3 separate regions of the Homo sapiens genome follow, and regions 1 and 2 are each linked to region 3. A link is a contact called in ENCODE Hi-C or POLR2A ChIA-PET data. All regions are on one chromosome and are shown on one strand. Each heading gives the region's core, a stretch centred on a gene start or an enhancer-like site at or near the end of the contact. The rest is flanking DNA. Distances are from core to core; before and after follow the strand shown.

Region 1 (3,258 bases), core at 141-2,640, 400 kb after region 3:
TAGAGAGATTCACAGGTAGAAAGCTCTGCAACCCAGGGCTTAATTAATATTTTCTTTTCCTTTGAGTTTAGCATGCTCAGAAAGGGGCTAAGGTGATTTTATTTTAAAGCAGGGAATTTGAAAGATTTTTATTTGAATATATAAAATATGCAGAGATGGAGGGAGAAATTCTTGCAAGTCCAGGAGAAAAGTGTTAGGGTTTGGAATAGGAAGAGAAATCATCAACATAATGATAAGCATATTTGGCAGGAGTGAGAAACAACAGCAGAACTTACTGCTCTATGAACATGGCAGCTAAAGGCAAGGAAGATTCTTCCAGAAACAAATGTAAGGAAATAGCAGAGTACAAGACAGTTATTAGAAAACAGGGTAAATAGCATGTAATAATACAGACACAGCAAGAAGCCATAAATTTACATTTCATAAAGTTTATGAAAAGTTTTTATTAAAAATATATTTTTAACGGAAAGTAAAAACTTCACAAAATGATCTGCAAAATTTGAACATGTACAGTAGAAGAAAATGGAGGTTTTGTCATATTAATCAAATTGGCTTTCTATCATGATACAATATATAAACTCATTGCCACTGCAGAGTCCTGTTCTTCTACACTTTTGGACTCTTAAAAAAATTCTAGTGTCTATAGTTCTTTGAACAAAGGTTTAAAAAAAGCTTCAAAACTTTAAAGAAAAACAGAACTCTTGGCGAAAGCTACTATTAAAGGGCCCGCCTTAAAAAAATCTAGCTTGTAAAACAATATCTTACATATTTCAATGAATTCTGATTTAGATCTCCATTTTAGCTTCTTTGAACAAACATCTTTATGTGTAAAATGAATACTTTTGTTCACACAAACAGCGCCTCATTCCATTTAGTTTAATTCATAAGACTGCTTAGCATATGACATTGATATAAACTCACCTTATAAGATTAAAAGAAGCACAGACAAGTTCACTTAAGTTAAATATGTTTTAAGTTTCTCTAAGTGAAGAAAAGCTAAACACATTTTTAAACCCTAAATCATTTAGCTTCTGCAATTATCTCATCTACCAGAACTCTAAAATCAATTTGACTGGACTTTCATTTATGCTTTATAATAGGAAAAAATGACACATTTCCAAATTTAATTAACCAAAACAAAAATTCTTAGGACACCCCATGTAATTCTGAGTGGACTAAACAATACATCTTCGTCGCTCAGGACAAAAGGTCATTTGGAAGGGATGTACCTTTAAGGGTTTACAAAGGCTTGATCTTCAGTCTTGTAACGAAAGAGGAAGCACATCTCAGCAGAGGAAGGATGCCCACTTTAAATAAGGAAATGGGCTTGCAGGATGCACACATGCTGCTTTCTATTAATGATAAGCACAGTCTACAAAAAGAGCCTCAGAATGCTTTAACTTTCATGTAGAATACCTGCAGAGAATGTCTAACATAAACAAAACGACAAGTAATGTGTCCACTCACCGTTTTATGAAATGATTTATGTGTTCATAATAGAGGCTAGTAAATACTAACGACTATATTCCAGTTAACAGCTGTAATTACTGGTGTGATGATTGTATGCCAGGATCCATGCCAATAATGTTTTGGGAGCAAAGCATACTTTAGGGGTTTATGAGGATGATTATACAAGATAGATGGCTCTGCTGGGTGATTTTTTTTCTTTCTTTCTTTTTTTTTTAACCAGAGGGAATGAGATGGCAGAAATTAAGACCTTTACCATACCTTTTTTAAAAAATAGATAATTATATATGTTTAAGAACTGGAAAGCATTTTGTTAAAGTTTAATCTCTTTCAAGACAGAAAGTAAATCCAATCAAAATCCCAGCAAATATTAATCTAAATTTAATTGTGGACATCACCTTTTGGCTTCTTCCATCTCTGCCTGTGTCTGTGTGTGTCTGTCTCTCACACACATATATTTACACACACACCCTAACCAGATATTTTGCAACTACATTAAAATAAATCATAACCTTTATTTAATTACTCAGCAGGTGACTGTCCGGTTTGTCAACCTGCCCTGTCTCTGACTCCCCTCAAATTCCTTCTCACCACCTATCAGTAATCCTTGGGGCATTCTGCTATTTCTTAACACCTCAACTAAGAGATATTAAAAGCAGATAAATTATCTACCTGGCAAAAATTTACTGCAAATTGTCCAGGGTATTGGTAATTTCCCAGAATTATGTCTGCATTGACAGGACAGTTTTGCCAACTGCACCTGCAGTCCAGCCCAACCTCTCCTCCCAGTATAAGTGGCAAACTTAAAAAGGCTGGAAACACTTTGCTCATTTTACAAGACTTGTGTCAGGCATCACTTCTATTATGAAATAATCTTGAATTGTGTTCTGGAGGGATCTGGGGCCAACCCCATGCTGGATCACATAAGTCTTACTAAGTGTATGCTTGGATTCCATGTGTCACCCCAAAAGAAAAGCTTATCTTTAACAAATTTATTTAAAATTTTGACATCAAAATATTCCAAAGAAATATTTTGAAGAAGGTACTTTAATTTAAATATAAATTTAAATTTTGTGTCATTTTGAATTATATATTGGGGTGTACAGGAGCAGCATGTAATACTATCTTCTGTGCTGGGGGCCTCCTAAGGATTTTACTCGGTCCTAGTCAAACCTCTACAATAAAAACAGATAGCATGCATTACATCCAACTCGTGAACTGCCTTTCTCCCAGTGATATGAAGACAGTCCAGAGAAGGGGGCAGGTTGGAGGAGGAGGGAAGCGGGTGCCCACACAGAGATCAACACACAGCCCATGTGGTTCCCACAGCATGCTCTGCACAACCAGACAGATCCATCACTGCTGGTTACTGTCCATCTCCTCCACAAGAGTCTGTGGGTTTGGTCTTTGCAAGATCATTTCGAAATTAAAAGTGGACAAAGATAATATATGCCCACATCTTCTTAAAGTATGTGTGGGGGTGGTGCATGGGAACACCTGTGTCAAATTTGTGATGCTGGAGAGCCAAGAAAAAGATAAGGGAGGCAAATCTGAATCTGGTGGTTGTAAAGCACCTGGAGGAAATTTTGCTGTTCTTTCTCCAGCATCTGCGAATTTGTAGGACGAGGTTAAGAGGGAGCACACAACTTCCAATGTTGTCCCAACTTCTATTTTACATGGACCTTGCTCCCTACATAAAATGCATATAAAACCCTTTCTTATTTAAATTTCCCAAGGATTTGCAGCAGTTTGTACAACACATTTGGCCACAGTAAGTCTCAGGGCTCTAAA
Region 2 (3,307 bases), core at 214-2,713, 290 kb after region 3:
TGCGGGGGTGGGGGGCTGTTCATACTCAAGATGCCATTAGCGCAGATTCTCCAAAGTAAGAGTTTTCATATTGTATTCCTACCCCACAATCTGTGAAAGAAAGGGAGAGAGAGAGGAGATGAGCTGAAGGGAGGGGAAGGGAAAGGAGGGAAAGGGAAGAGGGAAAAAGAGAGGTAGGGATGAACAGAGGGAAAGGAGAGTGAAAGAAAGAGAGAGAGACGAAAAAGGGAGGGAGAGAAAGAGAGAGAGCCAATCGTGGCACAGTGACTTAGGAAGAATCCTACTGAAATGCTCAATAAAGCCAGTGTAATTTCTTTGAGCCCCACTGGACTGCTAACATTTGAGAGCACAATACCACGCGCAATTAAACAAGCAAACCCACAATTCATTAGGGATAATTTTAATAGATGACTCATTAGCCAGCCAGTTAATGATGCTTTGTTTTCCCAGAGGCCCAGGCAGATGCTTAACTACAATGAGGCTTCTACTGCCACTGACAAAAGGCAATGGAATCTAAACCACCCATGCCACGTCTTCAAGCTTCTTCAGGTTTTTTTTTTTTTGAAGATAAGGATCAAATGAAACGACTTCTGTTAAACTTGTATTTCCTGTACAGAATGGATATCTTCTTCAAATTATATGATTGTACAACTATTAAAGGACTGCTTAATGTAGAGGAAGTCTGTTTAGGACACAGGGACTGGCCTTTTCACATGTGGCTCCTCAGATGTTCTACAGTTTCCTTCACACTCAGTTCCTCACACTGGAGTGGTTTCACAGGATGATTAGAGGTATTAGGCCAGCAGTAGAGATGCTAGTTTATATGTAATACCTAGCGAGAGGAATACGTTTGCTACACAATCAACACTTGAAGTCACTAAAAAAAAATGACTTTAAAAATCTCACAAGAATGACTAAATATACCAAAAATCAGCCCAGAAACATGGCACAGTATCATGGTAAGTCACTGCACTGAGGAGTTGGCAGAGCAGGGCTGGAACCCACTGCCTGATACCAAGAGAAGACATCAAACAAGGGTTTCTCCTTTCAATGTCAGCCTTTTCCTATGAAAATGACAAAAAACAATCCGTGCTCTCCTAACCATGGTCAAATATGTGTTGGGAGAATCAAATACAAAGATGTAAATGACAAAGCACTACAGGAATAGAATAGGACAATCTTCCAGGGTTTAAAATAAGTTCTAGTGATAGATCTTTATATTTTATTTTCAAACTTGAAATTTGAGACCCAGGCAAAACCAGCAAGTAATTCTTGACTAAAGGACACACTGTAAGAAAAAGCACATGAAACTATGCAGCCCTTGAAATCCTCATCTCTGCCTTTTTCTGTTGAGACAAAGTAGGCGCAGCTCTGCTACCTTGAATGGGGTATCTGTATCCTGTGGACTTGGTGACAGAATGCCCCGAGAGGCAGGATGCCAGCCGAGTCACCTTCCTGGAATGCAACCTGTACCCTCCAACACAGGCACCCACAGACTATCGCTCTGCTCTGTGAGTCAGAAGCTGGAGGACGGACCCAAGAACAGGGATATGTCGTCTGAGCATGTGGGTGATGTGCGACCAGGGAGGAAATGAAATCACACTCACGAGGGACAGAAAATGGTACTGCAGAAGGCTTTTCTTTTCTTCTTACTGCACTGTTTCCACAGATATTCCCAGAGCCACTGTCAAATAAATACATAAGAATCTTTAAATTCTATATGTATTTAAAAATAAAGTCCTATTATTACAACATGACCTGCTTCTAATTTGCATGTGTTGGTGATGGGTACAGACTGAGAGAGAGGATAGAGAGGGGAGAAGAGAAGGGATGGGAGAGTGTGACGGTTTTCCATAATAATAGAGCCCTCCTTGGAACTCTGGCTCTCTAGAAGAATCCTCTAACAAATGAGATCCTTGAAAACTGAGAGGAAATAGAGTGATGATCACACAAAAAGGTTTCTGAATGAGCTGATGTCAATATCATCAAGTACTCCCATGGGTACTTGGTCTTATAAGCTAATGGTATATTAGTGATTTTTAAATATTATTTTGTAAAACAGGGCCAGTTTATCCTTCTGCCTTTCCATTTTTCTATCTGCTCAGATATTCTTCCTTTAAAAATAAGAATAAGGCCGGGCATGGTGGCTCATACCTATAATCCAGTCCTTTGGGGGGCCGAGGTGGACAGATCATTTGAGCTCTGGAGTTCAAGACCAGCCTGGGCAACATAGGGAGGCCTCATCTCTACTAAAAAGAAAAAAAAATTCAGCCGGGCATGGTGGTACATGCCTGTAGTCCCAGCTACTCAGGAGGCTGAGGTGGGAGGATCACTTGAGCCTGGGAGATCAAGGCTGCAGTGAGCCAAAATCATGCCACTGCACTCCAGTATGGGTGACAGAGTGAGACCTACCTCAAAATAAATAAGTAAATCAAAAGTAAAAATAAAGCTAGGAATAAAGTCTAATAATAGTAGAATCTAGAGATAATCAGGAAACTGGCCACTGTGTGAGAACATATAGACGTTACTTCCTTTCATTTATGATCTGCACTCAACCAGAAAGAAAGGTGCTTGCAAACATTTTGCTGATATCAAGTAAATCTAGCACAACTCAACCTAAGTGTGGTAAGATCATATTCTGGGGGCAATGTCTTGTGCTAGCTAAAGAAAGCATCTTTTAATAGTAAGAGAAATGGAACACATTTCATATATACAGATTTCATTTTTATAATTTTATAAAGAAATGATGGGCAGGGAGATCCAATTCAGGTATTTACTGGGCATCTGTTATGTGCCAGGCATGTTGGGAGGGATGATTAAAGATAAAGAGGGATAGGATCCAGGTCCTGCCTTCAAGGAGCTTCCCCAAGAGAGACCGACATGAGATAGCTAACAAAGTCCTGACTGCTCCTCAGAGGTCTCCCTCACTTTTCTCTCTATAGTGAGAGCCCAACCATTCTCTCTATGAGAAAAAATGGTAAAAGTGATCTCAAATATTTTACATAACTCTGAGAGGTACTTAGGGAAGCTATCCTATGGAGTAATTTCATCCCTTTCTTTGAGAACTCTACTAATAATTTCCATATGAGGCTTAGGCCAACAATGTAAAGACAATTTCTCAAAGGATTTCTCAATTTTGCCTTTACATAATTCGGCTTCTGTAAACTGTACCTGTAACTAACTGGCCCTAGTAGAAGTCCAATTGTTTTTCTCTTCTAAAAGGAAAAGGAGACTTTCACTTAACTATACCTCAAATTTATCTGTTTGGGGCATATGCAGCATAGTTTCTGAAGCAACTCTAACAAGT
Region 3 (3,630 bases), core at 186-2,685:
TGGGTGAGAGCCCTTGGGTTCTAATTATAGTCAGCAGAGACCAGCCAGGGTGTGAATTCCTCCCTTCTGCAGGAACTAGGTTTCCAGAGTGACTTGTCACCAGGAGGGGGAAAGAAATGTCCCAGGCAAAGACTAAGGAGGAGGCTCGCCGGAGCACCCCCGCCCCCCTTAGCCTTGCAGGAGTCCTCCCACCAAGGGCTTTCTCAAAACAGGGCAAGGCCTGACCACAGCGATCTCATTCCAAGGCCTGGATTGTGGGGTTGTTTGGGGACCCCTATAGCCGTGTTCATAACTTGGGAGAAAACATCCACACTGACCCTGTGAATGCTAGTTCACAGAAAGACCATTTTTAATATGAAAAGAGAAAAACAATTTGAAGGCCCCACAATTTGTTGTGTAACAACATAATTTCAAGTAAAGTGAATGTGATTAAAACATCTTGATTTCACAAAGCCATTCAGAGGAGGCTTCGACAAACGCAAAGCGACCCAAACCCTGGAGGGTCACATCCCGGCTGCTACAAACCTCGGCGGGGCGGCCCCGCTCTTGCGGCCGGGACAGCGCAGCGGCAGCAGGGGCCGCAGGGGACCCGCAGATTGGCACGCCGCTCCCCATCCCCGCAGCGCGTCTGCACCGGAGACTCTGCGGGGATTGTAGCCGGAGGGCGGGCCGGGCTCCGAGGCGCTGCTCAGGCATTGGGGTTTGTCCTCATGAGCTCCACGTCGGCGTGCACCATCTCCCTCACCAGCTCCTGCAACACAGGGGTGGGCGTGAGGGAGGAGCTTCTGCCACTCTCTCCTGGTGACACCCCACCCCGGGTGTCGGCCCCAGAGAGGCCTCCGCGTCCCTCGTTCCAGCTCCCCTCACTTCTCCCGCACCCCGCCTTCCGGGCTTTGGGCATCGCAGGCGCCTCAGGCGCCCGACCCTGAGAGCTGCCGCCCTGCAGCCCGGGGCCCCGCAGCGGGCGGCGTGCGCCCTAAGAGATACTCACATCGAAAGCGACCCGGGGCTTCCAGTTCAGCTTCTGTTTCGCTTTGGTGCAGTCGCCCTGCAGAAAGTCCTAGGGAAGAAGAGGGGGAGACGAAGCAGGCGTGGGTCGTGGGGGTGGGGGCAGCAGGTCCCGAGCCCCGGGAACTCCCACCGTTCCGCTCCCTCTGGGCGCACAAGGCTCCGGGTTTCCCTGCTTTCGGTCCCTGCTGTGCGCGTTCAGTTGCGGCTCTCGGCGCCGTAAATCACTAGGTCGCGGTTAAGAATGTGCTGTGCGGACCCGTGAGGACCGTGACCGCGATCCACCCCCAGCTACCTCCACACCTCTTCTCCCCAAGGCGTCCCTTGGGCTCTTAATGCTTTTTTTTTTTTTTTTTTTTTTTTTTTATAACATGAAGTTGTCAGGGACGCTCCTATGAGAACTGTTTGGAATTGCTGCACTTCTCTGGCTAGGAGGGAAGTGAGTAAATCACCAGGCGCCCCTCCCAGCTGCCCGTGTCCCTGCGCCGCTCAGCTCCTGCCGCAGGGCTGGCCGCGCCAAGCGCGCGTCCTACCCAAAGCCACCAGCCCCGCGGGGAAGGGACTCGGGCTGTGGGGCGCGAGGCCCCAGGACTCGGGGACCCCTCTACCTCGGCGGCAGCGTGCGACCCTCTTTCTAACGCGGCCGTGGATGTTTCTTCCCGGGCCGCAGCCAAGCGCGGTTCTTCCTGGGCGGTGGCTTTGGGCTTTTCGTACCCACAGTCAAGTCAGTTCACGTCGCCTCCCGCACACACGCGTTCATAAAACGAAACTGGAGTTTCACGAAGCAATTCTTAGGCTTAGCGTCCAGGAACGCTGTAGACGGTCTATTCTATTCTACCCCTATTCTACTCGGTTCGATTCTGTTCCTAAGAAAATGCCGATCTCGACCCACTTGTACTTCCACGAGCGGAGCTGCAGCCAGCAGCTCTGCAGGACCCCGCACTGCCCGCCACCGTCCCCTCTGGCAGTGCCTTCCTCCTCCCGCTTTCCCCAACTGCTCCACTCGAGGAAACAAGGGCATTTCATCTCCATCGACTTAAGAGGCTTCCCTGGAAGGAAGGCTGGCTAAAAGAAAACCAGCGGAGAAGAACTTAATCCTGCTCTCAGCCCCTACTCACCAATGTCTTTCTTACAGCTCTGTGAAGACTGACTGACATGAAGGTTGAGATGAGAATTTCAAGATGAATTACAAAATAGGAAAGAAGGAAGAAAGGAGGAAAGGAGAAAGGGAGGAAAGAAAGGAGGGAAGAAAGAAAAAAGACTTTGAGATACATAATTGCTAGAAGTGAGATAAATATTTAGCTTTTGCATACACAAATGTACTCGTCAAATAACACATCAGATGTGATTCCTCGAAATAAACCGAACGCAAAGGCCGTACGAAAATAGCCGATCTTTAAAGGTGAGAAATACTCGATCATTCTATTTCAGCTACATACAAATTAAAGAACAGCCTAAAAGGAGTTTCATCGTGTGAAAGTAACAGCCAGTCAAGCTGCCACTGAAAGCCTTTCCTGCTTATTTTCTTCAGACTTCCCTGAAACTTGGCAGGTGGGGAATTTGTTCTAGATTCATGATGGTCGAGAGGGCAGGGGTGGGACCTGCTTTGCCCTGGGTTTGGAGCTCACCTTCTCTGCTGAGCCTTCTAGAGCAGAGGCTGTCTGGATCCTGCTGAATGTCTGCACCGTGGGCTTGCAATGGGGCTGCAGCAGTACACGCAGCGACTCTCGCTGTCGTTCTCATCATCCATCACTACTTTTTCAAACGCTTTGCATTTCGCAATACACTGAAGTACCAGTTTCCTCCCCAGAGTGTTAATAGTACTAAAACAAGTTATTTCTGCTGGCCCTAAAAGTCCATATACAGATTCTTCAGGAAAAGTAGAATACAAAAAGTAGTAATTAGCAATTTAACATAGCGCTACAAGGAAATAGCAATATAAGCAGAAAAACGAAGTAATTTATTTTTCTTTCCCCTCCCTAAATAAACTTGTATATATTTCTACAGGCTTCTATTTTGCTATAAGCGTCACACAAAGATACTCATTCTTTTTCCCCAGAGGAAGCTGTGCAATGTGGAGTCATGCAGCCCATCCCTCCCCTCTCTCAATCCTATAGCGGCTAGACGGTGTGGAGAAACATGGTTATTGTTTAATCACATCACACTGGCTGTAAATCAACCAGCACGACATAGGATGCATTTCATGGCTGTGAACTCATAGTCAGCAAAACCCTAAAACCCAGTTTGGCTTCAAATAATCTTGGTAGGCTTGGGAAATGGAGCTTTGTATTGTAATTATGTTTCCTGTAGTTTTCTACAAGTAGCTCACAATATAAAAACAACCAGGGAACTACAATTAAGGAAAAAGAAAAATGTTTTTCAAAGGCTTAGAAACAGACCTTGCTACCATACACTGTAAAAGTATTTCATTGAAACCAGAGACGCACCCAGTTAAACTTCTCAATTTAGTTTTGAGCCTAGCTCCAATACTGCAGTCTAGCTGCTTCCTTTAACCTTCTGCCAAGGCTCTGTCTCCCTGAAATTTAATTAGACCAAGAGACCTTGGGAAGAAAAAGGATGAGGTCCCCTCAGAACAAAACATTGGCTCTCTATGCCAGCTGT

The links. Hi-C counts contacts between places; a loop is a spot of excess contacts on that map. ChIA-PET counts read pairs that join two places held with the same protein, here RNA polymerase II (POLR2A). Pooled maps may share reads with other maps.
Region 1: a loop to region 3 is called in a pooled map, with 2.2 times the contacts of the local background. The contact joins two enhancer-like sites. A Hi-C loop is called at or near these places in 7 of 168 maps with a recorded cell type or tissue (IMR-90, aorta, ascending aorta and 3 more) and 7 of 50 pooled maps. POLR2A ChIA-PET finds 5 or more read pairs at or near these places in 4 of 52 experiments (BJ, GM12878, MCF 10A and 1 more).
Region 2: a map of endothelial cell of umbilical vein shows a loop between it and region 3 (4-fold over the local background). The contact joins two enhancer-like sites. A Hi-C loop is called at or near these places in 8 of 168 maps with a recorded cell type or tissue (PC-3, aorta, ascending aorta and 5 more) and 4 of 50 pooled maps. POLR2A ChIA-PET finds 5 or more read pairs at or near these places in 1 of 52 experiments (IMR-90).

Annotation. Positions count from the first base shown.
Region 1 is chr6:2,027,326-2,030,583 of GRCh38, forward strand. All of the region lies in intron 4 of GMDS (GDP-mannose 4,6-dehydratase), which reads right to left. Among named protein-coding and RNA genes, the nearest start is that of GMDS, 220 kb to the right of the region's middle. Within about 2 kb of position 1,391, at least 2 of the 41 ENCODE cell types and tissues checked have a DNase peak (open chromatin) inside an H3K27ac peak, as active enhancers do; they include endothelial cell of umbilical vein, where a contact is called at or near this core.
Region 2 is chr6:1,916,333-1,919,639 of GRCh38, forward strand. All of the region lies in intron 7 of GMDS (GDP-mannose 4,6-dehydratase), which reads right to left. Among named protein-coding and RNA genes, the nearest start is that of FOXC1, 310 kb to the left of the region's middle. RefSeq lists an enhancer at 3,293-3,307. Within about 2 kb of position 1,464, at least 8 of the 41 ENCODE cell types and tissues checked have a DNase peak (open chromatin) inside an H3K27ac peak, as active enhancers do; they include ascending aorta and endothelial cell of umbilical vein, where a contact is called at or near this core.
Region 3 is chr6:1,623,481-1,627,110 of GRCh38, forward strand. It overlaps GMDS (GDP-mannose 4,6-dehydratase), which reads right to left. Exons shown (of 11, transcript NM_001500.4): 10 at 992-1,060; 11 at 326-751. The coding sequence ends at 689. Among named protein-coding and RNA genes, the nearest start is that of FOXC1, 15 kb to the left of the region's middle. RefSeq lists an enhancer at 1,008-1,117. Within about 2 kb of position 1,436, at least 7 of the 41 ENCODE cell types and tissues checked have a DNase peak (open chromatin) inside an H3K27ac peak, as active enhancers do; they include ascending aorta and endothelial cell of umbilical vein, where a contact is called at or near this core.